Regions from separate parts of the Homo sapiens genome. Here regions 1 and 3 are each linked to region 2. Evidence: chromatin loops called from intact Hi-C (ENCODE). Cell type or tissue: heart left ventricle. All regions are shown on one strand. Links, peaks and the distances in the headings refer to the core of each region. The heading gives the core; the rest is flanking DNA.

The links. Peaks named below come from ENCODE experiments on the same cell type or tissue, not always from the same donor. Only the 100,000 strongest peaks of a DNase experiment are listed, where the experiment ranks them.
Region 1: it touches region 2 in a loop (11-fold over the local background); 105 of 110 quality-filtered maps call a loop at or near these places.
Region 3: it touches region 2 in a loop (3-fold over the local background); 38 of 110 quality-filtered maps call a loop at or near these places.

What each region holds. Positions count from the first base shown.
Region 1 is chr1:201,554,988-201,565,148 of GRCh38, reverse strand. The region is part of intron 1 of NAV1 (neuron navigator 1); the gene reads right to left. Among named protein-coding and RNA genes, the nearest start is that of NAV1, 21 kb to the right of the region's middle. In heart left ventricle, for the core only: a CTCF peak has its summit at 5,329 (motif pointing left); a DNase peak (open chromatin) is centred at 5,278; H3K27ac peaks cover 798 bases.
Region 2 is chr1:201,699,354-201,709,514 of GRCh38, reverse strand. All of the region lies in intron 5 of NAV1 (neuron navigator 1), which reads right to left. All of the region lies in intron 2 of IPO9-AS1 (IPO9 antisense RNA 1), which reads left to right. Among named protein-coding and RNA genes, the nearest start is that of MIR5191, 15 kb to the left of the region's middle. RefSeq lists an enhancer at 5,581-6,153. In heart left ventricle, for the core only: CTCF peaks have their summits at 4,932 and 5,133 (motif pointing right); DNase peaks (open chromatin) are centred at 5,144 and 5,724; H3K27ac peaks cover 1,021 bases.
Region 3 is chr1:201,646,115-201,656,275 of GRCh38, reverse strand. NAV1 (neuron navigator 1) reads right to left here. Exons shown (of 34, transcript NM_001389617.1): 5 at 6,851-7,642. It overlaps LOC124904482 (a long non-coding RNA gene), which reads left to right and starts at 8,292. Exons shown (of 2, transcript XR_007066789.1): 1 at 8,292-10,161. In heart left ventricle, for the core only: no CTCF peak of the experiment used is centred there; DNase peaks (open chromatin) are centred at 5,695, 6,225, 6,675, 7,615 and 1 weaker place; H3K4me3 peaks cover 3,625 bases; H3K27ac peaks cover 2,681 bases.

The DNA of each region.
Region 1 (10,161 bases), core at 3,214-8,213, 140 kb after region 2:
ACCATTAGTGTTCTCTGTGGTAGGCAGAATAACGGACCCCAAAGATGCCCATTCCCTTTTATTCAGAAGTTGCAGTTGTTACCGTAAGTGGCAAAAGGATCTTCACAGATGTGATTAAGATTAAGGACCCTGGAATGGGTAGGGTATCTTGGATTATGCAAATGGGTCCATCTAATCACATGAGTCCTTAAAAGCAGAGAACCTTTCCTAGCTGCAGAGAAGCAGCGAGATGGCAGCATGAGAAGGACCTGACCTGCTGTTGCTGACTTTGAAGATGGAAAAAGGGGCCACACACCAAAGATTGAGGGTGGCCTCCAGGAGCTGGAAAAGGCAAGGAAACAGATTCTCCCCTGGATCCTCCAGGTAGGAACACAGCCCTGCTGACACTTTGGAATTAGCCCAGTGACACCCTGTCAGACTTCTGCTGTACAGAACTGTAAGATAAATCTGTGTTAAGACACTAAGCTTGTGGTCATTTGTTACAGCAGCCTAGAAAACCAATCAATTCCTATTTATTTATTTATTTGAGACAGAGTCTCACTCTGTTGCCCATGCTGGAGTACAGTGGCACAATCTTGGCTCACTGCAACCTCTGCCTCCTGGGTTCAAGGGTTCAAGCAATTTTCTTGCCTCAGCCTCCCAAATAGCTGGGACTACAGGTGTGTGTCACCACACCCAGCTAATTTTTGTATTTTTAGTAGAGACGGGGTTTCGCCATGTTGCCCAGGCTGGTCTCGAACACCTGACCTCAAGTGATCTGCCCGCCTCGGCCTCCCAAAGTGCTGGGATTACAGGCGTGAGCTACCGTGCCTGGCCCCATTCCCCTGTAATAGGTAAGGACGCTAAAGGTGAGAAAAGTTAAAGCCACACTGCTACAAAGTGGAGGAGGTGAGACTGAACTATTCCTTTCACACCTACAAACTGACCATCTACAATGAGCCAGACCCTGTGCCAGGGCCGAGGATGCCTGCCTGCCTGCCTGCCTGCCTTCCTTCCTTCCTTTCTTCCTCCCTCCCTCCCTCCTTCTTTCCTTTCTTCTTTCTTTCTTTTTTGAGACACAGTCTTGCTCTGTCACCCAGGCTGGAGTGCAGTGGTGCTAGCATGGCTCACCGCAGCCTCAACCTCTGGGACTCAAGAGATCTTCCCACTCCAGCCTCCTGAGTAGTTAGGGCTACAGGGACACACTACCATGCCTGGCTAATTTTTTAAATTTCTTGTAGAGACGGGGGTCTTGCTATGTTGCCCAGGCTGATCTCAAACTCTTTGGCTGATGTGATTCTCCTGCCTTGGCCTCACAAAGTGTTGGGATTACAAGTGTGAGCCACCACTTCTGGCCAGGAATTTACGGTCCAAAGAGAATCGGATCCCAACCAGATCTGCCTGCCTGCAAAGCTTCTGCTTGTCAGGGCCACAGCATTCTGCCTTCGCAGGTCTTTCACATGTTACCTCATTCTACCCCTACAATAACACACTGAAATAGGGATCCATGCCCTCATTTTGCTGATGAGAAAACTGAGGCTCAGAGAAGTGGGGTGTTAGCCAAAGGGCCCCCAGGTGGTCATATCAGGCCCAGAACTCAAGCTCCTGGCATCCAATTCCAGATTCTGGGTTCTTCCTTACCTCTGATGTGGAGGGATCCTGCAGGCTTTCCTTGCTGTACCTGTGGCACTTGAAGCAGACATGTGGGGTACCCCACCAAGCAGTGTCTTGGGGATTGTGGTCTCGTATGCTTTTCTCTGGGCCCAGTTCCAACATCTCCCAGAAAGATACATCTCCCAGAAAGATACACCAGAAAAAAAATCGTGTTGGGTCAGTGGCACCTGTGGGACGAGTTAACGCCCCCTCTGCCATCCAGGCTGGGTCCCGGCGTCCGGACGCTCTTCGAGGGGCTGTTTCCTGAGGACAAATGTTTCCTGCTGCCGCGGATGCACAGGGGGAGCGTGACCAGGGGCAGCTAGCCCTGAGTCGCACCACCAGCTTGCTAAGCATGTCTGCACCCTCTGACGATCCGGTCACCTCTTCATTAGTCTGTAGCTTCCCCCACACATCCTCTCTTAGGACTTGACAAAAGGCCAGGATATTTCAATTGGGAGGCTCAGGCCACTCTAAATACTCATAACCACCCACTCTGGCAAAAACTATTTACTATGCGTGTTCCTGTGCATTACCTCACTGATTCACCCACCGTCCTAGGCTGTTATCATCCCTACTTTTCAGAAAAGGAAACTGATGCTCAGACAGATCCCGTGATCCAACAGCATCCAGGATCTGGACTGAGGTATTGGACTTCTGGTGACTCACTGGTTCCCTACTGACAGGCTCTGTAGGCAGGGCCTGCCCCACCCCTCCCTGCCTGCTCCCTTCCATCCACCAGGCCCAGGAGAGAGCACCAACCGCCTAGAAGTACCCTGCAAGCTAAAACAGAAAGAGATGCCACATTCTGCTCTCATACAGTCCTAGAATGACCTGCTTAATATTATATCTTAAGCTCCACTCAGAAGGAAGCTTGGAGCTTTCAGAAAGCAGTTTCAAAAGTGATCAGTCCTGCCGGGATCCTTTCAGACCATACAGTGTCCAAGGCAAAGGACCACTGCCCACCTGGGCCTGGCCCACTAACCCTGTCCTGCCCAGGGCTCAGGAGGCCCAGCTGCTGAGGGGTTGCTGTGATGGAGGAGTGAGTCATGGGGCCTGGAATCTGAAGCCTTCCAGACCTTCGCCCATCCCAGCCAACTTCACATCTGCCATCCAGATGTCTCCACTTCGGAAATGCTTTCTACCAACTAGGACCCAAGGTCGGGGGGCATACTTGACCTTAGAAAAATACCTTCAGGTTGGGTTTGGTGGCTCATGCCTGTAATTCCAGCACTTTTGGGGCTGAAAGGCCAGAGGATCACTTGAGCCCAGGAGTTCGAGACCAGCCTAGGCAACATAGTGAGACTTCCCAACCCAGCTGTCTCTACAAAAAAAAAAAAAAAAATTAGCCAGGCAAGGTGGTGTGTGCCTGTAGTCTCAGCTACTTAGGAGGCTAAGGTGGGAGAACCGCCTGAGCCCAGGAGTTCAAGGCTGCAGTGAGCTATGATGGTGCCGCTGCACTCCAGCCTGGGTGACAGAGCAAGACCTTGTCTCTAAAAAAACCGAAAAATAAATAGGAATAAATAAATAAAAAATACCTTCAGAACCTCCTTGGTCTCCTTGGTTGATTCTCAAACCTAAACCTAACTGGGTGCCTTTGTTCCAACCATTGATAGTCTCATGCTGTGACCAAGCTTACTGCCTAAGGGCCCTGAACATGGGGGATCTGATGGAGGAACAGAGCCCCAGCCTGCAGGGAGTTCCCAGGCTGATGGGCAAGGCACAGTTCCTAATCTCATGGAGGCCCCAGGCTGAGTAGGGAACACAGCCAAACACAGCCTTGTCCTTAACCAGATCCTACACTAATGGAAGAGACAGAACCCTGCCCCCAGGAAGCCTACTGCCTAATAGGGAAAAACTTCTGTATCTGTGGGGAGCTTCCAATGTCCAGAAAAAAAGGACTCAGAAGAAAAATCTAGAAACATGGATAATGGAAGTGAAGGAAACTAACTTTTATTGAATGTCTAGCATATGCCAGCTACTATACAGATTTAATCTTCTTTAATTCTCACAATTACCTCATTTACAGTCAAGGAAACTAAAGCACCCTGGTTAGTTACCCAGCTAGTAAGTAAGTAAGTAACAGAATCAGGATTTGAACTCAGATCTGTGCAGCTCCCACATCCTGTTTTTGCGTAACACCATGTGTGATGGGGCAGATTCGTTTACCTTCTTTTCCCACATCACCCTTTAGGCTGGGAGCTAGTTCTTGTTTCCTGTTGCAAATCACCATTCTCACAACACTAAAAATTACTACACTTAGGACTACTTCATTGACTGACAATATCCCACTGTCCCAGCAGCAAGAGGGACTGCCGACTCTGTCCCTTTAAAATGAAGAGAAGGACTCACAAAGGAGCTCCCATCCTCCACTAGCAAGGGGTCCCACCCACCACAGAGGCAAGCTGTGGTCAAGGCAGGGGCTTCTTGGGGTCTCATGGAGAAAAGGTTCAGAAATCAAAGCCCCACCCCAGGTTGGTCCCAAGCCAGTCACTGGATGAACACACTCCCTGGTACCTGTGGAAAGAGTAGCGACTGCTGCACGCCACTGGAAAGCCTGTGGTGGTGGCAAATGCAACGGAAATGCTGACTATGTTCCCTGAGCCCACTGTCTGCTTTGTGGCACCCAGGGCTGGCCTGGAATAGCAGCCTGGCCTTCCCGTCATTGTGCTGGAGCTCTGGGAGGTCTCGGCTCATGGCAAGGATCCACAGATCCCAAAGCCTTCTGTGGCTCCTCAGTCCCAGGGAAGGGGCTCTGCAGAGACAGGAGATAAAAATGCTGCCACGCAGCAACAGAGATGCACATCTGTACAAACATCAGTGTCTTTCCACGGGAACAGTGACTTGGGCATTGAAGGACTGGGAGACAGGATTTCATTAAATATCCTGTTTCTCAGGGCCTGCTGTGGGGCAAGAGCTCTGGCAAGGAACCTAGGGTCCATTGCCAATTCCAGCTCCTCCTCTGCTTCTCTCTGGCACCCCAAACACCCCGGATGCAGGGTCACTGGGCTCTTGCCTGTTGGTCACCACACCAGGATGGCCAAGGCTAGACCACTAGTAGTTTGGGATCTTCAATGGGGCAAGTTGTTCTGGCCTGGCAGGAGGGATATGCTGATGGTGGAGGGGAAGCTGGCGCTGGCTAAGGGGTCCATAACCCAAAGGGAAGAAGATTCCATAAGAAGCAGCAGCCAGGCTGAAAAATTATTGACCTTTTGCTCTTGCCATCAAATAGCATTCTAGCCTGTCCCATACTCTATCACCCAAGATCCTTAATGGGTTTTACATCCTGAAAAAAATGAAAGTTACATGAGAGAAAGCAAGAATCTTGGTTTTTGTTGAGGAGGGGTGTGGTTTATAGAAGATGGAACCTAAATCAAGAATAGGAGAGTTTTTTGATACCACCCAGCAAGGCAGAGGCAAACACAACACAGAGAGACAGATACGGTTCTGCTCTTCCCATCCTCTGAACTTCCTCGGCCGCCCTACCCTGCCTGGCTTCCCGCACAGTGCAGGACTGCCCCAGCCTGAGCCTCTCACCCCAACTTTCTTCCAGTCTGAGAAGGAGGGGACACGTGCCTGTGGGACCTGCTTCCTTAGCCCACAAGATGCAGAGCTGCGAGCTGCCTGCATAGGAGAGGAGGGCGTGGGGATCGGGCTGGGTTCTGCTGGGCAACTGCACCCTCTGGTGGCGGCAACAGGAAGATGCAAGGCCATGCAGACAAAGGCCGAACCAGATTCTTCCTCCTTCCCAGAATCCCTCTACACCGCCTTTATTAAGCACCTATTGGCGGATGGCACGGGGTTCTGTCCAAAGAGAAGTGGATGGACACTGCACTGTTCTTAAGGGCTGCTAAATGAAACCTGCACAGGAGAAAGGAGGCTAATCCTTCCACAGCTCTGGGCTAACAGGCCTTCCCTTTCCTCACACTCCAGCTTCAGCGATCAGTGCTTCAATGGACAATTTTGCTGCCCTCTGCCCACATGCATGGCACCTCGACCATCATCTCGGACAAAGCTTCTCACCTCCATCAAAACCCTGCTCCCAGTCGTAACTCTAAGGACCCTCAGCCTCCCCCAACCTACAAGAGACTTAAAAGCAGCAACTGTTGGAAGAGCACTGTTCCTGGTGGTTTATGTGCGAGTCTCCAGTGTCAGATCCTCCAAGGGTGTGCTTCTGGTCTCTCCAAATGGATGGGGAGCTTCTCAAGGGCAGGAAACATTTATTGAGCATCTATTTCATAGCCAGGCCCTTTATAACCACAATTCATGGTAGCCTCTCGGCAGGCCCGTAAGGACCATAAATAACCCCCAATTTACAGAGGGGAAACGGGCTCCAGAAGGCCAAGAGCTATCAACAACCCCTTTCCATATGCCTGGCGCTATGCTAAAGGTGTTATACGCGTTATCTCCTTCAATCCTTGTGAACAAGGTTATCCAATGAGCTAGGTTAAAATTATTCCCATTTTACAGATGAAGGTGTTGGGGCTCAGAAAACGATACCCCATAATATGGCCTTTTGACATGCTGAACTAAAGAAGCAGACTCAAGGTACCTCTGACTTCCCCCACCCCAACTCCTGCCTCTCAATCATCCATCTTTCTCAAAGCACAGGATGAGACTATTCTCTGGAATTCTCTTATCTCCCTAGAAGCCAGACCCCAAAGAGGAACACAATTGCTTTTGATTCCTTCCCTGAAGTTTTATTAACCATAGAAGATTAAAATTCATATCACAGAGGAAGAGACTGAAAATTAAACACCACACCTGTGCCGGGCGCGGTGGCTCACGCCTGTAATCCCAGCACTTTGGGAGGCCGAGGCGGGTGGATCACGAGGTCAGGAGTTCAAGACCAGCCTGACCAACGTGGTGAGACCCCGTCTCTACCAAAAATACAAAAATTAGCCAGCGTGGTGGTGTGCGCCTGTAATCCCAGCTACTCAGGAGGCTGAGACAGGAGAATCGCTTGAACCCGCGAGGCAGATGTTGCAGTGAGCCGAGATTGTGCCACTGCACTCCAGCCTGGGCGACAGAGCAAGATTCCATCTCAAAACAAACAAACAAAAAACACCACACCTAGATCCCAGACAAATTTTGTCCCAAACCAGTGTTCGTTCTTTGGTTCCATTCAATTCCCAAAGAGAATGATTTACTAACCATTATCTGAGCACTGGGCTCATTCATTTCCCCGAAAAATCACTGCCTACTCTTCAAAATGGCCATATGGCCCGCATTTCCCCTTCCCCTATGTAGAAGGGTATATAAGCCTCTGGACCTCACTGGGTTATGGAGTGACCATTCTCCTGTGATTCCCATGAGCTTATGCACGTTAAATAAGTTTATCTGCCTTTTATCTACATATCGTCAGTTTATTTTCAGTGAAGTTTCAGAGGGTGGTGGGAAAGCTTTCCCTTGGCTCCTACAAAGCACGAAAACATTGAGGGGATAAATAATATGCACGAAGTCGCACAGCTAGGAAGAGGCAGCAGGATAGAAACCCAGTTCTGTTTCACCCTTATTCTTATCCCTGGTTTCTGTTTTTGTTTTTTGGAGTCCAGGCCTCCTCCTTTCTGCCCCTCCAAGCCCCTTGCGCAGGGTTCCATGCACAGCTCAGTCACCGCCCAGCACATAGATGGCTTCCTTTCCGCAGCCCCTGAGGAGTCCTTTCGTCCTTCTACAGCCAACTCCAGAAACTACATAGAGTGCTTTCTTCCTGTCTCTCTTCATCCCTTCCACTCCTATTGGAACAAAACCACGTTTGACATTTCTCAGCATTATTACATTAAACAGGCTGGATCTCAGCCAGCTATTTCTGGGCTTTAATTACTTGTTCTATCTAGCCTAAGTGGTGTGGGCAAGCCGGTCCTCAGTTAACCCACCTGAAAACTGGGAAGATCAGGAACTATCTCCTAGAATTTGATTACCAGCCAAGGACGGTGCTAATTTGGAGGTGGTAGTTAAGTGTTTTGGGGAGGCTGGGTGGTTTCTGACTTTAATTCTCTCTAAGACTAGCCCAGGGGAACCTCTGGGGCCACAGTGCAGCTTTGTAAGTGATCTCCCCATGGGGAGTAAATGTCCTGGAATCAAGCCCTAAGGCAGGCCCCTAATTCCTTGCATGTGTGATTGGGCACACAAGCCTCAGGACACGTCTGAAGGCTGTCCTGTGGGCTGTGCTGAAGGACATTGGACAAGCACATCCCCCAACCCTTTGTCTTTCTTCCAGAATCTCTTGCATTGTTTCACAAAAGGAGCAGCACAGAAGTTGAAATTCACCCAGGCACCTCAGAGGGCATTGGGCTCCTGCCTCAGGTACTAATTGCAATCCAATCTGGCTGAATGATTGGGGCTGAAATGTGGCATTTCACCATCACAGTTGGTGCCGTGGGAATGCATAGAAATCTTCAACTTGACACCAAACTGGACTTCCCTAGGGCTTCCTAAGAGAAACAGTAGATCATTTTCATCTCAGCCCCCTCCAAGCCTTAAGTGGGGGCCCTGTGGTCTGGCAGGATCATGGAGTCAGGGTTCCCGGGACCCTGGCTGACTCATCTTCCTCCTTTGCACCAGAGACGAGTCTACTGGTCTGAGCTTTTGCCTGAGATATTTGCCCGTAGAATTAAGCCCCTGTTTTTACAGGGGGAACACTAATGATTTTCTAGGGCTCTCCATTGAGAGGTCACTTGAGACCCGTTTTCCACACAGGCATTTGGAGGATGGTGCTCTTTGCTGGTGAGGAGAGGGGCATTTCTCCAGAGAGGGCCCCAAGGACTGGTGGCAAGCCTCTATGGAGGGGGCAGGGCTGGTCCTTAGACCTCTGCTGCTGGCCCAGGTTGGACTAAGGTTGGGGCTAGGACAGCAGAGGGGAAGAGTCCAAGTATTTTTCTCCCCTTGCCTGGAAGGCCCCCCAGTTCCCTCCCCTCCAACCCAGTCTTTGCCTGACTTAATTCCTGCAAGCCCAGGAGGAGGAATTCACCTCCCAAGAGGCCCTTCCTGCCCCTCCAGGGGTTACAGTCCCTCCACTGTCCCCCCACTGTCCTGAGCTATTACAACTGGGGTGTAATCACTGGTTTGCTTACCAGACCTTTTTTTTTTTTTCTTTTTTGAGACAGGGTCTTCCTCTGTCCCCCAGGCTGGAGTGCAGTGGTGCGATCTCAGCTCATTGCAACCTCTGCCTCCCAGGTTCAAGAAAGTCTCCTGCCTCAGCCTCCCGAGTAGCTGGGACTACAGACACCCACCACCATGCCCGACTAATTTTTTTATTTTTATTTTTTGTAGAGATGGGGACTCTGTATGTTGTCCAGGGTGGTCTCAAACTCCTGGGCTCAAACAATCTACCCACCTTGGCCTTCTAAAGTGACAGGCATGAGCCACTGCTCCAGGTCTCAGACTATTTTTTATAAAAGAGCGTTATACTGTTTGTCCTTAGCACCTAGGACAGTCCTAAGCTGTGGCTAATATCTAGTGAATGAATGAATGGATCAGTGAATTAATGAATGTGGCATTTTCAATCCCCACTTTCGGACCTGAAATCCTAAGTCTCCCAACTCAAATACCTCTTGGGCCTTTTCCACAGACTGTTCTCTTGGGGTTCCAGATAGGCCGACCTCAAGTAGTACCCCAGAAGCTGTTATTAAATCTGCCCCGCCCCCCGCCCCCCATCTCCCTTCACAGCACCTTTGCTCCAGCACCCGGGAACCCATCTGGCTCCCGAATCCCCACTGCCCCTCCCTTTTCTGGCCTCTCTTTCGGAAACACCTTTTTCCTGCCTCCATTAGGCCGCTGTGTTTCCTGCACAGGAAGAGGGCCTTTTGATTCCAGGGTGCTATTTATAGCAGCCCTCCCTCCTTCTGAGCCTCACTAAGGTAGGGGTGATGGCGCAGGGGATGGGGATAGAAGATGCTTGGGACTTTCCAGGGTCCCGGCCACCAGGAGAAGAGGGCTGAGTTCCCAAATGAGGGATGGAACCTAGAGGAAGCTTCTGATCCCCAGACTGGCTTACCCTCCTGACTTCCCCATATCTGTTAGTAGCTCCACAGCTCTCCCAGGCCCCCAGACTCAAAACCTCAGAGCTTCAGAGTCAAGGAGTTGTGGGATTTACATCTAGGGAAGACATTACAGATCATTTTGTAGATGAGGAAACTGAGATCCAGAGAGGAGAAGAGATTTGAACGAGGTCACATAGAATGTTAAAAGTAGGTCTCTGGCCAAAATCTCCCCTGATTCTTGCCTTACCTGCAACAATGACAAAGGATTGCCTCATTCAATCTTGTGGCAGGTGGCATGTTATGGGTTGAATTGTGTCACCAAAAAAGATAATTGAAGTACTAATTCCCAGTGTCTCCGAATGTGACCTTATTTGGAAATAGGGTCATTGAAGAAGTAATTAGTGAAGATGAGGTCATACTGGAGTAGAGTGAGCTCCTAATCTGGTATGACTGCTGTATTTATAAGGAGAGGGAAATTTGGACATAGACATACACAGAGGGAAGAGGATGTGAAGGCCACAGGGAGGAGATGGCCATGCAGCGGTGA
Region 2 (10,161 bases), core at 2,976-7,975:
GGCCAAGAGGACTTACCTGTGTACAAAAGAAAGGCCTCCAGAGCTCCAGAGGCTGCAGAGGGGGCCTAGGTTGAGGAGCCAATCTGACATTCACACCCATGACCCTGAAGGTGAATTTTTATATTTTAGCTTAAAAATATGAGTAAGTTACATTTCCAAGGGAATTTACTTCACCTCTCAACCCTCATCCATTCCTGATCTTCACCTTACCCCACCTCTGACCACCAACCCATAACTAAGCTTCACCCCTTTCTCACCATCTCCTGTGAGGGTGAGCATCCCGGATGGGGTGAAGGTATCTAGGGCTTCCGCTACTCTGTGATAATGAGAAAAGTAACCTAAAAGTTCAATGGTTTTTTTTTTTTTTTTGGAGACAGGGTCTTACTCTGTCTCCTGGGATGGAGTGGCATGATCACGCCTCACTGCAGGCTCAACTTCCCTGGTTTTGAGCGATTCTCCCACCTTAGCCTCCTGAGTAGCTGGGACTACAGGCATGCCCCATCACGCCTGGCTAATTTTTGCATTTTTAGTAGAGACGGGGTTTTGCCATGTTGCCCAAGCTGGTCTCGAACTTCTGAGCTCAAGCTATCCTTCTGACTCAGCCCCCCAAAGTGCTGGGATTACAGGTGTGTGCCATCGTGCCTGGCTAATGGCTTGTTTTATTGGCTAAGTTGAGATGCCCTGGAGGCTGCCTCCATGTGTCTCTGTCAAATGTTTTGCTCTGGGTGTGGGACAGGCCTGGGGACAAAACAGAGCCCAGACATGGCAAAGATGCAGAGGGAGTCTTGGTAGCCCATCCCCTTCCTCAATACCCCTAAGTGGAGGACGTGCTCAGAATACTCCCATCTTACGTGGCACCTTTGTGCAAATTAGAACAAGGTACTCTCCAGTCCAACCCACCTCTAGCCAGGTCCTAGTAGAGTACAGCGTTCTCCTTCACATGATACCAGCCAGGATGCCACCCTCCAAAACTTACTCTGGGGGCCTGGGAGTGCGTGCTGTCTTAGCTCCTACAGAACAGGGTCCAGCTGCAAGAGTGAAGTGTGTGTATGTGTGTGTGTGTGTGTGTGTGTGCGCGCAAGTAGGGTTTGAGGGGGGAAGGGGGCAGGTAGGGCTCCTAGCAGGCCCCAGGGCGACACCAAGGTCTATGGGGAGGAGCTCATGATGTTATCCTGGGCTGCCCTCCAAGCCTTTCCCTGAAAATGGAGCAACTGGGGAGAGAATGTGTGTGCTACTCAGGCTCAGAACAGATGCAAGTCTCTCCCAACCCAGCCATCACCACGGCAATTCACAGTTACCACAAACAGCAGCATAGTCCCAGCATGCACTGGGGCATCTGCAGAGTAGGATGGTGTTTCTTTCTACACACTGTTGGCTCTTATGCAAGACCACAGAGAGAGCATACTGTCCATGTCAAGGGTCTTTGGGAAAGGACTAGCAATCAAATACACTTGACAGACAGGTGCATGCACACACAAATCAAATAATGCCCAGCTACTCAATGTTCACCACGAGGCATTTTCCATGTTATTTAATTTGAGCCAGGGGACTGATCACAAGTCTTTTTGACTCCAAAGCCCTTGTTCTTTCCACTACAATATGGTGTTTCAAAATACATGCACATGCCTCCAGATATACACACCTACTTGTGGTCTAGCCTGTAGTTTGTGGAAACCCTCATAAAACTCTGCAATTCTGCAGACATATGCATAGAGAGATTTCTGTGGACACATCTCCCATTGTATGGGGAGGAAGCAAGAAGACTAAAACGTTGCTAGAGGAAGAGAAGTAATTTAAGGGACAGCCCAGGGTGCACTGTGAGGATGATGTAAAAAGGGTCTTTCTCTCTGTTCCAGTGTCAGAACAGGGGAAACAGGCTTCCCCAGGAGGGCAGGACTACGAAATTGCTCATCAAGAGATTGGGACCCTAGGGCAAAACTGACAGTGATGTAGTGGCAAGAACATAGTCCTTAGATTCAGAAAGACCTGTGCTTCAGGTCCTGGTACTGCCCCCTTCCCAGCTTGTTTGAACAAGTCATCTCACCTCACTGCAGTTTCCCGCTCTGGGAAATGGGCATGATACCCACTTGGTGGGGTTGCTGTGAGGCTTAAAGAGCTAATTCACAAACATGCTTATAGTACGGTGCCTGGAACAGAGTAGGTGCTCTATAAATGGTGGCTCTTATCTGTCAGAAGGCACAAAGAGGTGGGTGAACAACGGGTGCACCCTCGGGCTGGCACTGAGGCTGGCCCCTTGTCTCTCATTTGCTGATGGGCGTGGTGCACACCCCTGGAGGGTGCAGCTCAACGGACCTGACATTCTCTTCCGGAACCTTGCTTTGGCTAGGTGAGACCCTCACTCATACCTGGAGTTAGGGGTGGATGAGGTAGTAACAAAACCTTGTTTCTGTGTCATCAGGCCTGACTACCACTCTCTCACTGCTGTGAGGCAATACAATATCTTCAATCCCGTTCTCTTGGGGCCAATCTTAGCTGTGGAGTATCGTGAACCTCAGGGGTCCCCTCTGGCCTGCAGTCTAAAATCTGATGTAGTAATAGGTGGAGAGCCTTCAACCGAGGGTAATAACCCCCCAAAATTCAGAGACGTTCAGGAAGAAGGAGACTCATGGGAATCCATCACCCGGCAGTCAAATTTCCCCAAGTTCTATAAAATTTTAATTATTGGCTGACAATTAAGTAAACTGAATAACTGTTGAAATCTTAATTATTTCCACCAGTGTTTCAAATCCCACATTAGTGGTTTGGCTCAGGGCAGAGGCCACAGAGGACTGCATTTGCACCTGACTTCTAGACTGGCTTCTGCTGTGAGTGGCTGGATGAGGTGGGAACCAACAGAAGGAACGGAAGTGAGCCAAAGAAAGAATGTTTTCAAGTCATGGCACTTCAGAACTTGAAAGGATCTCATTTTGTACACGGCGGTTTCAGGGTGGTGGTGGGGGAACAACAATCCCTCAGGTCCAGAGGGGAGGGGCCTGCCCAGTGTCACCAGGTTGTGAATGGCATGGTAGCTATCACTCTTGGCCCAGGGATCTTTAGACCAGCACTCCATGCTGTGGGCTGGGGATGAAACACACAGAGATGTATCACCAGAAGAGGTGAACTGCAATGTAAATTAATCATGTGGGATGGTTTGGGACTGGGTCCCAAATCCAGGCTAGGCTAAATGATCTGGAAACAAGAAGGATTAAGCAACATAAGCAACACAACACACAGACACACACACACACACACACACACACCCCTTCTTAATAACTCCCAAAAAGAGAGAGAGAAAAATATCTTTCCTGACCCTGTTAGATCCCTAGGGTGAAGCCCAGGTCAGTGGGAGTTTATCTGCACATCTCACAACCAGCATTTGTTGATGATCGTCTGGTGCTTACAATGAGTCAAACGTCTTTGGGAATCATTTTTATTCCTCTCTTCCACTCAAGGACACAAACCTTCAAACTCCAGCCAGGGAGAGCATTGCAGGCCCACCTCAGTGCACTCCTTGGTCTAACGATAAACTCCAGGTCTCTACCCACTGCTCAGAGCTGGACTAGGAGGGTTCTGCTGGTTCTTGCATCCAGTGACCTTGCACTGATTCACTGCAAAGGCTCCATCCTACAGTGTGGCTGGGGGCAGGTATGGAAAACTGACAGATAACCCAGCAAGCAAATCCCCTCTGCCTTCAGGTAGAGCACAGTAACTGTCCCTACAGTGACTCCATCCCCTCTCTCTATCCTTTTCTTCGCCATCTGATGACCCGAGAAGCTCTAAAACAGATGCTGGCAGGCCCCCACACCAGAGGCACCCCATTTCCATGGAGGATGCAGGCAGGGGACTATTTGTTCTCTTACTAATCCTATCTTTCCCTCGTTCCCCCACTTAAGTCACAATATTGTCAGAGGCAGTTGTCACCGAACCCCCGCAGCATGGCAAATCTCATGCTTCTCGTAGTTGAGTGCTCCTGCTCCCCAGGGGAGCTCCCAGGGTTTTCATCCTTACCCCAGAGAATCCGGAACCATCTCAATCAGCGAGTGGGCTGAACTGGAGCCCAGCGCTCAATGGCACTCCTGTTGTTTGCTGCATGGGGACACATACCCAGAAAGAGCCAGGACTAAAGGACTAATGTGTTGGCCACATGGGTGTGTGAGGCAAGGAAAGAAAAACTAGGAAATAGAAGCAAATCTGGGGCCAGAGAGAGGAGCATGCACGGCCATCTCAGCCTGGAACTGCCAGGCAGGTATCTTTCCAGATCACCTACGGTTTTGATTTTCACTGAGTGAGATGGCTTGGATTAGGGACCCTCGGTAATGCATCTCCACTGGGCACTGGGCTAAGAGGAATCGTAAAGCAGGGCATGCCGGGTGGACAACTTAGAACACGTAAAGAGGGTGAGGGGCAGTAGCTTATGCCTGTAATCACAACACTTTGGGAGGTAGAGATGGGAGGATACCTCGAGCCCAGGAGTTCAAGACCAGCCTGGGCAACACAGCAAGAGCCCATCACTATAAAAAATAATAATTTTTAGAGTTCTAGCTTGGGGGCACACATGACTTAGCTGTGGGAGCTAGGGTGAATTACTTCCCCTCTTTGGGCCTCAGTTTCCCTATCTACAAATATGGGAGTGGGAGTAGAGGATACCCAAGCCCCTACCCAGCTTTGACAGTCTGGTTCTATGGTTTTGTACTTGGCTGAAGCCCATAAAAGCATCTTTTCTCTCAGAGTATGCTAAAAAGGCAGATACCAGGGTGTCACCCCCCAGAGCTTCTGATTCAACAGGATGGAGATGGGGCCTCATCTTTGCAAACCCCCACAGTGGAGGGTGTGCTACATAAGGCCACATTTTGGAAAATCCTTACATCTCATTGCATACCACCAGTATTGGATGTCCATTACAAAACCAGGGCTTGACTTCCTGATGCCAAGTGGCTACGCAAAGTGTCCCTGGCCTTCAGAACAAATCTACTCTTCAGGCACAAGTCTGTTCTCAGGAAAAGCCGCCTCCTTCATCTCCAGGCTTGGGATAAGAGAAGTCACCTAGCCACCTCAGCCTTGCAGCAAGAGAACCCAGCCCCAGTCCAGCCCCCGCCAGGCTCTCTGGGGGCTTGTTGCTGAGAATGGCCACAAGGGGGCGTTGCCGGTCCTCAGCCGGCTGTGGCCTTGCTGCGACTGCAGCGCAGCGAGGTGGACAGCGTCTCGCTCAGGCTCGGGAGCCACCGCCCAGGTCTCTCTCCCTCAGTCTCCTGCTTAGCACAGCTCCTTTCCTCCCAGGACTCTGCACTCCTAGGGCTGACATCTTTCCCGCAACCCTAGGCCTCGTGGCCAGGCTGGGAGAACAGCCTGAGTTTGCAGTATCTATGACGGGGAGCCCACCCGGTTCTTGGGGAGAGGGAGCAGGGCCTGGCTTCTGGGATTAACCAACCAGCCTTCGGCACCAGGGAGGTTCTGGGGACCCACAAGCCCCACTTGGCAAGCTCTGATTCAGGGCCAAAGTTTCCAAGAGGCTCCAGCTGGCCTTTCTGCTCCAGTCCCCTGGGGAAATATTAAATAGATCAGGGTTCAGATCTGTGCTCTGAGGCCTCACCTCTGCTCCTCCGCAGTGTTCTTGAGGCTGGGAGCTGCCTGATGAGCTGGGAGGACAGTCACCCCACCCCCTCCACCACACCCAGGCTGACCCTTTCTGGGGAGTGGCAGCCTCTCTCTGCAGCGAGCTGAGGGCAGGCAGTGACCACAGGGCAGCCCCACGCGGATGGCTAGTTCAGGCCACAGCCTGTCACAGGACAGCTCAGCCCTGCTCAGCCGTGTGCAAAAGTGCAGCCTTTGGCAGCAAACTTGGGCCGGGGAGACGAGCTTAAAGTTCCAGGAGAAAGCAATACCTCCACAGCCACTAATATTTAGCAACAAGATCACGTTAGGAAAGGACTTGCCAAGGTCAAGGGTGGTCCATGCGGAGGACTGTGGGACCAGGAGAGGGTGCCTGGCCTCGAGCCCTGTTTGGAAGGAGTGCTAGTTTGCTATCCTGACTTCTCCACCTCAGGAGAAACACCTCCCTGCCCCATTTCCTTGTGAATGTTAGATTATAGGATCAGAATGATAGGTTATAGGATCAGATAGCAGACTCTCGAACATATTCTGTCTTCTCTCATTTAAAGACTTGGACTTCCGGGCTGGGCTCAGAGGGCTGGCCTCCTGCAGAAGGTGGCCTGCCTGTCTCAGCCTGGAGACGTGGCCCTCTGTTCCCCAACAGGCCTTGACTTTCCTGCCCAGTGAACCTCAAGGTTTACTGAAAATGTTTTCCATTAGTGATCCTGCCCAGACCCTTCATGTGACACCCTGCTCCAAAGAAGTCACTGCTGCTGGGAGCTGGGAGTGGTTGTTATGGCAACAGTTTACACAGCAGAGAGAACCATCTGCAGGCAAATGGGGACGGGAGTGGGGAGGGGCTGAGTCCAGGTGTGGATGACAATTGGAGGAGGCCCTGGGGGATTTCTGGTTGTGACACTAGTAAGATTAGTATTGGCTAACTCTTCTACAGGGCTGGGTACCAGGCACTATTCTAGCAGCTTTATGTATATTAGCCCATTTAATCTTCAGGACAACTCTTTGAGAGAGCCCAGTTATTATCCCCATTTTACAGTTGAGAAAAACGGAAGCCTGGGGAGGTTGAGTAAGCTGTCCAAGGACATATAACAGCAAATGGCAAAGCCAGAATTCAAATCCAGATAGTCTGACTCTAGAGCGCATAGTCCAATATTGTCGCCACTAGTCAGAATGGGGAGAGAGAGAGAGAGAGAGAGAGAGAGAGAGAGAGAGAGAGAGAGAGAGAGAGAGAGAGAATTCACATACCAAAATTCACCCTTTTAAAATGTACAGTTCATTTGGGAGCCGACGCTGGTGGATCACTTGAGGTCAGGAATTCAAGACCAGCCTGACCAACATGATGAAACCCCATCTCTACTAAAAATACAAAATGAGCTTGGCATGGTGGTGCACTCCTGTAACCCCAGCTACCTACTTGGGAGGCTGAGGCAGGAAAATCGCTTGAACCTGGGAGGCAGGGGTTGCAGTGAGCTGAGATCGCACCATTGCACTCCAGCCTGGGCAACAAGAGTGAAACTCCATCTCAAAAATAATAATAAAAAAAACAAATAAAATGTACAGTTCAATTGTTTTTAGTATATTTGCACAGTTGTACAACCATCATCACTATCTAATCCAGACTATTTTTATCATTCCAATAAGAAGCCCTGTGGCCATTAGCAGTCACTCCCTGTTCTCCCCTTGCTCCAACTCCTGGCAACCACCAATCTACTTTCTGTCTCTGTGAGTTTGCCTATTCTAGACATTTCATAGAAATGTAATCATGCAATATGTGGCCTTTTGCATCTGGCTTCTTCCACTTAGCACAACGTTCTCAAGGTTCCTCCATGTTGTAGCAAGCATCACTACTTCATTCCTCTTCAGGGCTGAATGATATTCCATTGTATGGATATACCACATTTAGTTTATCTATTCATTTCATAGGCATTTGGGTCATCTCAACTTTTGGCCTAGTATGAATAATGCTGCTATGAAATTCACGTCCATGCCTTTATATGGATGCATGTTTTCATTTCTTTTGAATGTATGCCTATGAGTACAATACTGGGTCCCATGGTAATTTTATAGTTAACATTTTGAGGAACTGCCAGACTGTTTTCCAAAGTGGCTGCTCCATTTCTCATTCCCATCAGCAGTATATGAGAGTTCCAATTTCTCCATATCTTCACTGACACTTGTCATTGTCTCTTTTTGATAGCCATCCAGTGGGTATGAAGTGGTATCTCACTGTAGGTGTCATCTACATTTCCCTAGTGCCTAATGATATTGAGCATCTTTTAGATTTAAGTTAACTAAAATTAATGAAGTTTCAAATTCAGTTGTTGGGTTGCACTAGCCACATTTCAAGTGTTCAATAGCCACATCATTACACCAGCTCGTAGCTACTGCAGCACAGATATAGAAGTTTCCACCACCTTGGAGCACTCTTAGAGCCACTGGAGTTGGTCTGTGCTAATATTACTGGCTCTTTTTCTTTTTCTTTTTTTATTTTTTTTATTATACTTTAAGTTCTAGGGTACATGTGCACAATGTGCAGGTTTGTTACATAGGTATACATGTGCTATGTTGGTTTGTTGCACCCATTAACTTGTCATTTACATTAGGTATTTCTCCTAATGCTATCCCTCCCCCAGCTCCCCACCCCCACAACAGGCCCCCATGTGTGATGTTCCCCACCCTGTGTCCAAGTGTTCTCATTGTTCAATTCCCACCTATGAGTGAGAACATGCAGTGTTTGGTTTTCTGTCCTTGTGATAGTTTGCTCAGAATGATGGTTTCCAGCTTCATCCATGACCCTGCAAAGGACATGAACTCATCCTTTTTTATGGCTGCATAGTATTCCATGGTGTACAAGTGCCACATTTTCTTTTCTTTCTTTTTTTTTTTTTTTTTTTTTTTGAGACAGAGTCTCACTCTGTCCCCAGGCTGGAGTGCAGTGGCAGGATCTCGGCTCACTACAAGCTCTGCCTCCCGGGTTCACATCATTCTCCTGCCTCAGCCTCCCGAGTAGCTGGGACTACAGGCGCCTGCCACCACGCCTGGCTAATTTTTTGTATTTTTATTAGAGACGGGGTTTCACCATGTTAGCCAGGATGGTCTCGATCTCCTGACCTCGTGATCCACCCGCCTCGGCCTCCCAAAGTGCTGGGATTACAGGCGTGAGCCATTGCGCCCGGCAATGTGCTACATTTTCTTAATCCAGTCTATCATTGATGGACATTTGGGTTGGTTCCAAGTCTTTGCTATTGTGAATAGTGCCACAATAAACATATGTGTGCATGTGTCTTTATAGTAGCATGATTTATAATCCTTTGGGTATATACTTAGTAATGGAATCGCTGGGTCAAATGGTATTTCTCGTTCTAGATCCTTGGAATTGCCACACTATCTTCCACAATGGCTGAACTAGTTTACACTCCCACCAACAGTGTAAAAGCGTTCCTATTTCTCCACATCCTCTCCAGCACCTGTTGTTTCCTGACTTTTTAATGATCGCCATTCTAACTGCCGTGAGATGGTATCTCGTTGTGGTTTTGATTTGCATTTCTCTGATGACCCAGTGATGATGAGCATTTTTTCATGTGTCTGTTGGGTGCATAAATGTCTTCTTTCGAGAAGTGTCTGTTCATATCCTTTGCCCACTTTTGATGGGGTTGTTTGTTTATTCTTGTAAATTTAAATTCTTTGTAGATTCTGGATATTAGCCCTTTGTCAGATGGGTAGATTGCAAAAATTTTCTCCCTTTCTGTAGGTTGCCTGTTCACTCTGATGGTGGTTTCTTTTGCTGTGCAGAAGCTCTTTAGCTTAATTAGATCCCATTTGTCTATTTTGGCTTTTGTTGCCATTGCTTTTGGTGTTTTAGTCATGAAGTTCTTGCCCATGCCTATGTCCTGAATGGTATTGCCTAGGTTTTCTTCTAGGGTTTTTATGGTTTTAGGTCTAACATGTAAGTCTTTAATCCATCTTGAATTAATTTTTGTATAAGGTGTAAGGAAGGGATCCAGTTTCAGCTTTCTACATATGGCTAGCCAGTTTTCCCAGCATCATTTATTACACAGGGAATCCTTTCCCCATTTCTTGTTTTTGTCACATTTGTCAAAGATCAGGTGGTTGTAGATGTGTGGTGTTATTTTTGAGGCCTCTGTTCTGTTCCATTGGTCTACATCTCTGTTTTGGTACCAGCACCATGCTGTTTTGGTTACTGTAGCCTTGTAGTATGGTTTGAAGTCAGGTAGCATGATGCCTCCAGCTTTGTTCTTTTGGCTTAGGATTGTCTTGGCAATGTGGGCTCTTTTTTGGTTCTATATGAACTTTAAAGTAGTTTTTTCCAATTCTGCGAAGAAAGTCATTGGTAGCTTGGTGGGGATGGCATTGAATCTATAAATTACCTTGGGCAGTATGGCCATTTTCAGGATATTGATTCTTCCTATCCATGAGCATGGAATGTTCTTCCATTTGTTTGTATCCTCTTTTATTTCATTGAGCAGTGGTTTGTAGTTCTCCTTGAAGAGGTCCTTCACATCCCTTGTAAGTTGGATTCCTAGGTATTTTATT
Region 3 (10,161 bases), core at 2,936-7,935, 53 kb after region 2:
AGTGAAAGCTGTCGCCCAGAAATTAGAAGATGCTGTGGAGAAACCACCCACTCCAGTGGCCCTGAAATGTATCATTGAGATGTCTAAAATAGATTCCAGGATGGCTCAGGCCAAGGCCCAGACCCTGCCGAGCCCTGGCTGCCTTGCTGAGGTTTGGCTGGAGCTGAGTTGGAGAAGTGTGTGTCAAACACGCAACATACAACAGCGCTGGCAGGGAGAGCCTGGGGCCTGCTGGAGCCAAAGCTCTTAGGGGGTGAACCTGGAGATGGGCTGCTCTCCATGCCCTCCCATCTCTACCTCAGCACCAGAATGGGCTGGAGCAATCTGGAAACTCCCAATGGGTCCTCATTCTCCCCTAATGGGAGCTTCCCACCTATGCAACACACCCCTCCACATTCCAAAGGCATCAAGTCTGAGAAAAAAAAAAGGTGCTTATAGAAGGTGCAAAGCACCATGGTGAAAAGCGGGTCACCCTGCTTATCCCAGGCACACGCTGCTGTGCCCACACTGGACAGCCATGCCAGACACACCTTAAGTGCAACTCTGCTCCTCCCTCAGCCTCCAGATGGGAGATCAAAACAGTTCCTGGGGCATCTTCCCAGTCTGCCCCCGATCTCTGTGGGTCAGAAGGAAGCAAAGACCTGCCTTCATTGAACAAGGGGGAGCTGAACCCTGAAGGCGCTGGTGTCCTGCTTCCTTCAGGAGGCCCAGTCCCCAGAAGCAGCAGTGTGGGGGAAGGTGTGGGAGGTGATGTCTGCCTCCTATAGGAGGGAACCTGCCCACGCAGGGCCAGTGAGCTGGGCCTGGCCCCCCCTACCTCCCCACCCGGCCCTTCCTGTGCATGAGAGAAAAGGCCGCAGGCTCTGGGACATCAAACACATCTGGGTAATCCAAACAGGGTGTGGGGGGAGGTCAGCCAGCGCAAATGAGAAACATGTGGCGTCCATTTCCCCTTGTTGGCTGGCTCAGGCTTTCCAGGCAGAGGGAGAAGGCTTTGGGCTTTGGGCTTTGGGCTTTGGGGAGGAGAGCTTCCTGGTTGGGCCAGGAGAAAGACCAGCCAGGTGCTGTGGGTCCCCGGTAGGGAGCCACTCTGAGATGCAGACAGTGGGGTCCAGGTGGAGAGCTGGACTCCACTGGGCCCGTGAGTCAGGGTGAACAGGTCAGACATCTCCTATCAGGTCTTGTTCCAAAAGAAGAGAAATGGAAGAAAAATGGAAGGAAGAGGCAAAAGCAGAAAAGACGAATGGAGCATAGATAGGTGTCTGACCCCAAATATAAGAAAGGGGATCCTGGGAAACGCAGGCTAGCTTCATCTGTAAGCATCCAGAGAGCAAATTCAGACCCACGGGTAGAAATTCTCAGAAGACAGAATCAAAGCTCAACAGAAGAAATATCTATCTAATAATGAGTGCTTTCCTGGAAAATAAGGTAGTGAGCCCTCTGTCACTAGGAGAGTGTAAACAGAACACCCACCTGCCTATGATGCTATAGTGGGATTAATTTTGGCTTGAGGTAGTGGCTCAACTAGACAATTTCCATTCTAGGATTCTATGAAATCTCAGGGAAGGGTGAGGGAGATGGAGCGCTCTGCAGAGAGAAAGGGACTTGGCTATCCAGGAAGACATTGCAGTGTGCTGCAGAGGTGGCTAAGCTGCAGTTATGGACCCTGAGGGCTCTGCTCAGCCTGCTCCATACAGCACTGGCTCTCCCTTGCACCACGTGGAGCAGCTTGCACCTTCACCCTCAGGGTCAGAGGCTGTGAGGTGCGGTATATGTGTGTGGAAGGATAGCTGCAGAGAAAGGCAAGATTGGAGGTCAGCAGAAGGGGAAGGATCTGGTGTTGGCAGCTTGTGATGGGGGTGGGTGGTAGGGGGTGGGAGGTAGGGGGTGGGCATTTGCAGCCACAGTATCAAATTGGGCAGAGAAAGTGGGAAGGGGTGAAACAAGAAGAAAGTGTCAGGAAACATCCCAGGACTCCAGGTGACTTGGTCCTGCTACCCATTCAATGCAGGTCTAGAAGGGGCCTGTGGCCTGGGGTTAGAGCCATCAGTGATGGATGGTAAAGGGTATCTCCCTGGGTTGGCTTAAGGTTCAGGGAGCCAGAGTAGCTCTGGGTACTTCTCCTCCATCTGTACCTTCTCCCCAGGGCAGAGGAACTGCCCCTAGGACCTACTTATTCATCCATGCGGTACTCTCAGAGGCAGAGCCATGGGCTGTGAGTCAAAGCCAACAGCTTTTGACTGCAGCAGTCAGAACAAGGCAATGCCCAAAGGAGAGGAACATGACCTGGGTGGGGGCCCAAGCCTAGCCTTGGAAGAAAACTTTCTGGACACGGTGAGAAAAGAAATATTATTGGTACCAACCTGGAGGAAGGCAGGAGGCCTCACAGCTCCAAGGTTTTGTGCCAGTGCCTTCTCTACACACATACACACAAACCTGCAGGCTGCTGCACCTTGCCACAGCCCTTCCTCCTGCCTGTGATTCCACAAGCATCCTCCATCACTACTGCTGCTGCCCAGAGGAAGGGCAGGAGTGAGCTTTGTCCTCACTCTCCTGCTAGGCCTCAGGGAATCTGAGGGTGCTGGATAAGTTTCCACATATCACCTATCTGTTCTGGGTGGCAGTTCTTTGGAGAATTCTCTACCCACCCCAGCCCCACAATGCACTGAATAAAAAGGAAAACGAAGTATTTGTGAACACATTTCTTTCTCCTGCTACTCAAAGTATCCCAGAGCACATTCACTGGAGCGACCCCCTTGCACTGCCCCTCCCCCCCAAAAAATTCACATCAATCAACTGGCTTAGAAATGAATAGCTTCCTGCCTTTCTTCCTCATTTCTACTTGGCCTGCACTTCAGAAGGCCTAACTGTTGTCATGACAACCGCTTGTGTGGGTCCAGACACCTTTGAGATGAAGAGGGACTAGGAAGTCCAGGTTCCTGGGTTCTTTTACTCCCTGACCTTGGGCAGTCTTAGCTGTCTCACTTTGCCCCCTTTTCCTGGAGGACAGAAGGAAGGAACATGAACACCTGGAGTGTCAAAAGACTAGTTTTGCTTTGAGATCCTCAGGTCCAGGGAAGATGAGGTAGGAAGATTTGGGGTGTTACTATAGTACAGACAGTCCCCGACTTGTGATTGTTCGGCTTCTGCTTTTTTGGCATTATGATCACATGAAAGTAATACATTTGGTAGAAACTATACTTCTAGTACCCATACAACCATTCTGTTTTTCACTTTTAGTATAGTATTCAATAAATTCCATGAAATATGCAACTTTATTATGAAATAGGCTTTATATTAGATGATTTTGCTTAACTGTAGGTGAATATAAGTGTTCTGAGCACGTTTAAGGTAGGCTAGGCTGAGCTGTGACGTTCGGTACGTGAGGTGTATTCAATGCATTTTTGACTTACAATATTTTCAACTTACAATGGTCTTAACGGGACATAACCCCATCATAAATTGAGGTGCATCTGTATTCTATTGCGCTGTATTAATACAGGCTCTCTTTAAGCCACTTGGAACATTTTCCAGGTCTGATCACCTTAATCTACACCCCCTTCCCATCCCTAGGGGGTAAGGATGAGCCATGGGAGGGTCTCTTCCATTCACAAATGAGGAAACTGAGTCCCAGAGGGGGTCACAGAGCTTAGGACTTCTACACAGAGAACTCAGGAATGCAGCCTCCAGCTTAGCCCCCAGACCCAGGCCAAGGGCCTTGTGGCCTTTCTTCCGGAGCCAAACTGCCTGATGTGAGTATCGGGCCAGGGTCCAGAGGCATCTAATTCCTGGAATTAGCCCATTTGCCCTCGGTACTCACTCCTCAGTCTTCCAAGTTGCTAGGGTTCCCCAGTGGGGCCCTAGTTATTTGGCAGCTTCCAAGGTTAGCGAAGGGACAGGGAGCCTGCCTAGACCATCTGGGACCCCAGCTGATTTCTGGGAAGGGGATGATCAGGTTTCAGTCCTTCCCTCTTATTACAGAAAGGCTCTGACTTGAAGCTGCCTCACTCCCACCCCCTCCCTCCGCCTCAGAAATTGATTCTTGGCAGCCTCTTGGATCTAGGATGGTACTATGGAGTGAACATAACTGGACACTGAGCCCCACTGAGGTGGGGACAAATGCCCAGTGTCTTCAATCACAATCCTGAAACATCAAGTCACCATTCTTCTCCCCAGAGGCCACCCTGCTGTACACTGAGGGCCTGTCTGATACCTGAACACCACCATCATTGGCTCTGGAAGACGAATTCCCTCTGTAGTTCCTCTCCCTCTACCCCTCCCCCAGGCAGTCTACCCTCTGCCCTTCACACAGGGAAAAGCTTAGTTTGGAGGTCACCAACTCCCCTCCTTTCCTCCCTACCACTGTTTGACACCAGGCTCTGCCTTGCTACAGCCTGAACCAACTCCCCACCCCCCAACTTTGGGTCCTCTCAGCTGGAGACAGGCAGATTTGGGAGTTTCCACCCTTCTCTCCCCACCCCAGAGAGCTAAGCCCCTCAGCCCTCTGTAGGGTCATCGAGGCAGTTCTGGTGGCCCATACCCAGTAGACATAGCCTTGGGCAGGTCCCTCTGCCTGCTGACTCTTCCTCTCTCAATCAGGTCTCCTAGGAAGAGCTGCGACTTAGTCCTCAGGAGATCAATGTGGAATCTCCCTTCCACCATGAACTCATAGATGCCTTTAAGGCCCTCAATGCTTTTGACTCTGCATTTCCCCAACTGGGAAGTGGAGGTGTTCTCTCCTCACTTCCGAGGTTACTGAAAGTGTCAGTGTGCTTTGAGAAGTGACAACTGCTAAGCAGGAATAAGGGACCACAGCTCAGCTTCTCCTCCTCTCTCGCCCTCCCTGCACCTGCCCTCCTCCCCACTCCTGCCCCTCCTCCCATCTCCCTAGCCAGCTCAGACCTGTTTGGCTCCTCTTGAGGAGCAACTAAGAGGGCTTCAATGGGCAGTCAGCTTCTGGGACAGTGTGAGGGCATCCAGGTCTGGAGAGGACCCAGACCAGCTAAGTTATCCCCAACAAGTAAAGCCTTGACCCTGAAAAGGGTTCTGTGCCTTCTGCTATTCTGTGCCCCGATACTCCCTTGCCCTCCCTCGCCAAGTCCCTCTCTCAGTCTGACACACACACACACACACACACACACACACACACACACGGTCCCTTCCTCTCTCACCCTGCTTTCAGTCCCTCAGCAGGGCTCTCTATCACATGGGCCAGTTGCATTTTGTCCATATCCCTCCTTGGTGCCTGCCATGGTGCCTGCCAAAAATTTATTAATTTTTTCCCTTATTGTCTCTCTTGCCCCATTCACTGAGGCAGGGCCTTTGACAGGCTCAGCCCCACACTGAGGACCGGGTGGCACATTCCCTTTGCAGAGTGAGGCTGCCTGGTCAGCTTCCGCACCCACCCAGCCATCCCCACCTTCAGGAGGGGCTCCCAGGGGAAAAGGCTGCTCTTCTTTTGCCCTTGTCCAGTCTCCTGATTGCCCCTGCAAAGCCCATTTGCGGCCTCCTGCGTAAGGATCGGTTCTCCAAAGGCCCAAATCCTTGCCCCTGTCAGAGGACCCTCATCCTAGCCCACACAGGAGTCGAGGGTTCCTAGGAAGACTGCAGCAGGCCGAACCGGTCTCCTCCGGCTTCGCATTCTCCAGGGCCGCCCGGCGAGCTCTTGCATGTTCCCCACCCGCCAAGCCCGTCACTCGGCCCCGCCCTTTCACACGCGCATTGGCACGCCCCTTCCCAGCCCCCAGCGGGCGGGCAGCCTGCCGGGTACCCAGGAAGCTCGGGTCCCTCGGCGCCGGAGGACCCACAACCCAGCCACCGCAACAAGTCCGCGCAGCCAAAGCAGCTCGCCTGGGCACCAGGCCCCACCGTCCTTGTTCCGTGGCCCCAAGAGGGCCCGTGCCAGTTCCCGAGGCATGGCCGCCTGGCGTCCGGCACATCCCAGATCTATTCCTCTCTGAGGGCAGGGGCTCTCCGGGGAGAGAAAGAGCAGTTCCGGGGCCCGCTTCGGGTTTTTTTGCATAGACTCTTCAGGCACGGAGAACAATGGAACAGCTCTGCGCGCTTCCTCCACTCGAGCAAGCTTTGTTCCTCCCTTCCCGCCTGCTCGGCTTCCATTAGCCACAGGGCAAAGGCTTCCCGGTCAAACAGGAGTCTCGGCGCTAACGCCCAGAGCTTTCGACACGCCCTAAAAGACCTGCGGGTGTAGGGGTTGGGGCCAGAGCCGGGGCTGAGGTATCGGACATGCGCCCAGATGCGCACAGCTGGCAGCCCGCCCGCCCCCGGCCCTAGACGCTTCTTTTAGCCAGAATCCTCACACCGCGGGGAAATCCGACTTGCGCTCCCACTCGGGATCCACAGAGGAAGTGGAGCCTCAGCTGTGTTCCGGGGCCAATCAGCCCTCACATCTGCTCTCCCACATCTGTCCTCTAGATCCGGGCTCTCGCTGGACGCTCCCCTTGCAATGCGGGATGCTCCTGTCAAGCGCAGGCCACACCACAACGGAGGTTTCCACCAGTCCCAGGTTTTGCCATATTGGGATTCTGGCTCTATTTCTGAGAGCCTGTAACCCCCTCACCCCCCATCCCATTGTCCAGCCTCACCTCGGGCAGGCCAGAGTCGAGCCCGGGTTCCCGCCTGTAATGTCTTTAAGAAGGTACACTTGAGCCATGCGCATCTGGAGGTGGGCCAGCTCAGCACATCTGGGCGCAATGCCCATCACAGCCTGATCGTGAACAGGAGGGCCCTCCGGGAAGGCGCAAGGGGAGGGGGCTTCGCTTTCCCCACACCTTCCCCAGCAGCTGGTTAGGAGAAAGCCAGGGGCGGGGCGGGGCGGGGCGGCAGGACTTACCCAGCATCTGGCTGAAGAGCAGCTGCTCCAGGTCTCCCAGCACGGTCACCACCAGCTCGGGGTCCACCTTGAGGAAGGCGCGCTCCTCCTGGCCCTTGGCAGAGGGGACAGGCCCAGAGCTCTTTTGCGCCTTGGCCTTGCTGGAGAGCAGCTCGTCGTCCGATTTGCCATCTTCGCTCACGGCCGCTTCAGGCGCCTTGCTGAGCGGCTTGACCTCCGCATAGGGTCCTCGAGGGATCCGGCTCGGCTTTCCCAGGTTGGGCGCGAGCGGAGCCAGGGGGGTCTTGGCGCCGCCCGCCGGGCTGCCCTTGGCCTGGAAGAGCGAGTGCTCCGACTTGGACAGCGTCTTGGACATCAGCGGAGCTTCACGGCCCTTGGACCCCACCTTGCCTAAGCCTTTGGGCGCCTTGGCCATATCGTCGCTCCATTCGGGCTCATAAAGCTGCAGCTTTTTCTCGGAGTCCGTGAGAAAAGAGAGGTTGGTGAGTGACTTCTGCTTGCGCAGGTTGGAGGCGGGCGGCCCGCCGGGGACACGGCTGTCCACGCTGCCGGACTTGAAGACCTTCAGCTCAGCCGCGCTGGCCTTGGCCATGCCGCCGCCGCCGCCGGGCGCCTTGGCGCGCTTGGGCAGCATGCCTCTGCCGTCCGCCGCTGCCGCCTTCCTGCCGGCGCCCCGCGGTTCGTCCGCGCCCTCGTCGCCGCCGCCGCTGCTCAGCTCCACCTCGGGCTGCACGCTCTTGACGCTGCTGCCCAGCATTCTGCCCGCGAGGAGCGCATGGACGATCCGCGCGTCTGCAGGCACGGGGGGAGGGGGCAGGGGGCGGGAGCGCAGGAGGAGGAGGCGGGGGAGGAGGAGGGGGAGAGAGAGGACGGAAGAAACCGAGGAAGAAGGGGAGAGAAGGGGGAGAGAGCGAGGGAGGAGGGAGAGAGGCAAGCCGAGGGCGCAGGGGAAAGAAACGCGAGGAAGGAAGCCGGGAAAAAGGAAAGAGCAGGGAAGCCGGGGAGCGATAGGGCGGGGTCGGAGGAAAAGGGGCGGGGCGGCGGGGAAAATACAAATTAAAATTTAAAAATCAGTCAAAGGAAGGATGGAAGCCCCGCGGCTCCTCCGGCGCCCAGCGGTGCTTTTGCTTTGGTGTCCGGATCCCAGCCCGCGGCCTGCCTGCCTGTCAGTCCCGTGGACACCGCACTGCCGGGCAGCGCCCCGGCCGCACTCAGCCAGCCAGCCAGCCCGAGTCGAGGCTGCAGGCTGCAGCTCCGAGCAGAGGAAGGAGGGAAGGGGAAGGCGGGGAGCAAACAGGAGGAGGGGAGCGAGTGTGCGCACGGGGAGGGAGGTGGGGGAGAGATAGTGTGTCTATTTCTGGCTCGGGAGGGGGAGGTATCTGCGAGCGGAGCTCCAGGGGCGGATGAGTGGGGGGTAGGGGGAAATAAAGGAAAAGCAGTTTTTCTCCCAGCTTTCCGCGTAGAAGCGGGGCGGGTTCTTGGATTCTCGGAGGGCACGGGGACCCCCTGCCGTGTCCAGGATAAAGATCTGTTGAGGAGGTGTGGAGGTGCAGGTAAAAGAGACGGAGGGAGGGCGGCTCAGAATGCGGGAGGGAAAGTGGGCCCGTGGGCCTGAGAGAGATGTCGGGAGAGGGGTGGAGGAATGGTATCCAGGGTGCTCATTCCCCTCCCCCAACCCCAAACCGTCTTTGGTTTTCCCCCAGGAAACTCCCAGTCCCGCCCTACTTCAGTCTCTGAGGCTCAAGGTTGCCCTCCTGAGCCCAGGAGGTAGGGGATGGGGGTAGGACACGGGTGGCTTGGAGAGAAGGGGCCTAGCGTTGACTGGGGAGGGGGCTGAGGGCTTTGTAGGGGAAGGAGTAACTCTTGAGATCAGGAAACTGGGTTTCTATTCCAATTAGCAATGTGACCTTGTCAAAGTCATTGAACCCCTCTGGTTCTGTTTTCTTTTATAGTGGTTATAATACCAGCTTCACAGGTAGAAGGGCTTTGGAACTGTAAAGGCCTGTGTCAAACCTAGGGAATCAAGAGGAGGCTTTGCACTGGGTCCCTTGCCTGCCAGAGTTAAGCAGAGCAGCAGAGTGCTTTTAAAAGATGTTTCCCAAGCCCTTCTTCCTTTCCTCCTAACTGGACCCAGGGGACAGGGATGAGGTGGAGGGGGAACAAGAGCCAGATGGAGTAGTCTGCAGTTTGCCTAGGACTGTACCTCAGTAGAGGGGACACTGCCCATCCTCAAATGGCCTCCCAAGTCACAGCCAGGTTGCCTGAGCAAAAGGCTCTCAGGAGAAAGTGGAGGGGAATTCTCTGAAAGCAAAGCTTGCTCCAGGAGGGGTAGGCCCAGGTGGAGCCACACTCTAGGGATTATAAAGCCCTAAGAACTTTTTGCCAGAATGTCTAACCATCAGATTATCTCCCCACCCCAAACCCAACCTCCATCTCTCTAGCTCCTTTCCTCCCTTTCTCCTAGAATCTGAAGAACGCTGTGTGTGAGTCTCATGGTTCACACACTCTCCTAACACTAATCATCACCTGCTGCCTGGTGTGAAATGTATTTGTGTCTCTATCTGTCTCCCCCGCCAGCGCAGGATCTCTCCGGGTGTAGAACTGTGTCACTCAGCACCTTGCATGGAGCAGGTGTTGCAACTCTGTTGGTTAAATGGATTTGGAGGCCTGAGCACTGTACGCTGGGTTTGTACCCTGCATGACTCTTGGGTTCTGGTGTTATCTCAGGACTCTCTGCCTTCCAGATTGAGATGCCATAAAATCTGCCGTGACAGGGATCATAGCAGAAAGGATAAGTGGCACGAGAATATAGAGTTCTCAAGCAGAGAAGTGTTTGGTAAGAAGCATGGACTCTTGGCTGTCTTGGAGACATAGAAAAAAAGGTGGCGATTCTGTCCTTGAGGAACTCTGGACTCTTGTATTTCCTGTCTGGCAGGGAATACAAGGTAGACAATACAAGACTTGGGAAAATAATAATCCTGTCCCTGTGAAAAAAGCAATGTCACACACATCAACACATTCATCTCAGGTAGACGGACATGGGTGTATATATTCCAATTATAAGAATAACAAGAGGAGTGGAGGACAGGTTTACAAGAGGATTCTGTACCATCTGCAATGCACAATGCAGATTGGCTTCAGAGGCTTATGTCGAGCATTAGGAAACTCAGGGGTGGAACTAGGGTTCGTGGTTCCAGATAGGAAATGACAAGCAGTGAAGAACTGGTTAAAGGAATGTGAGTGGTATCATGCCAGAACTTGGCCAAGGCACAGAGAGTGCCCAAAGGATGAGGCCAATCATGGGACTTTCT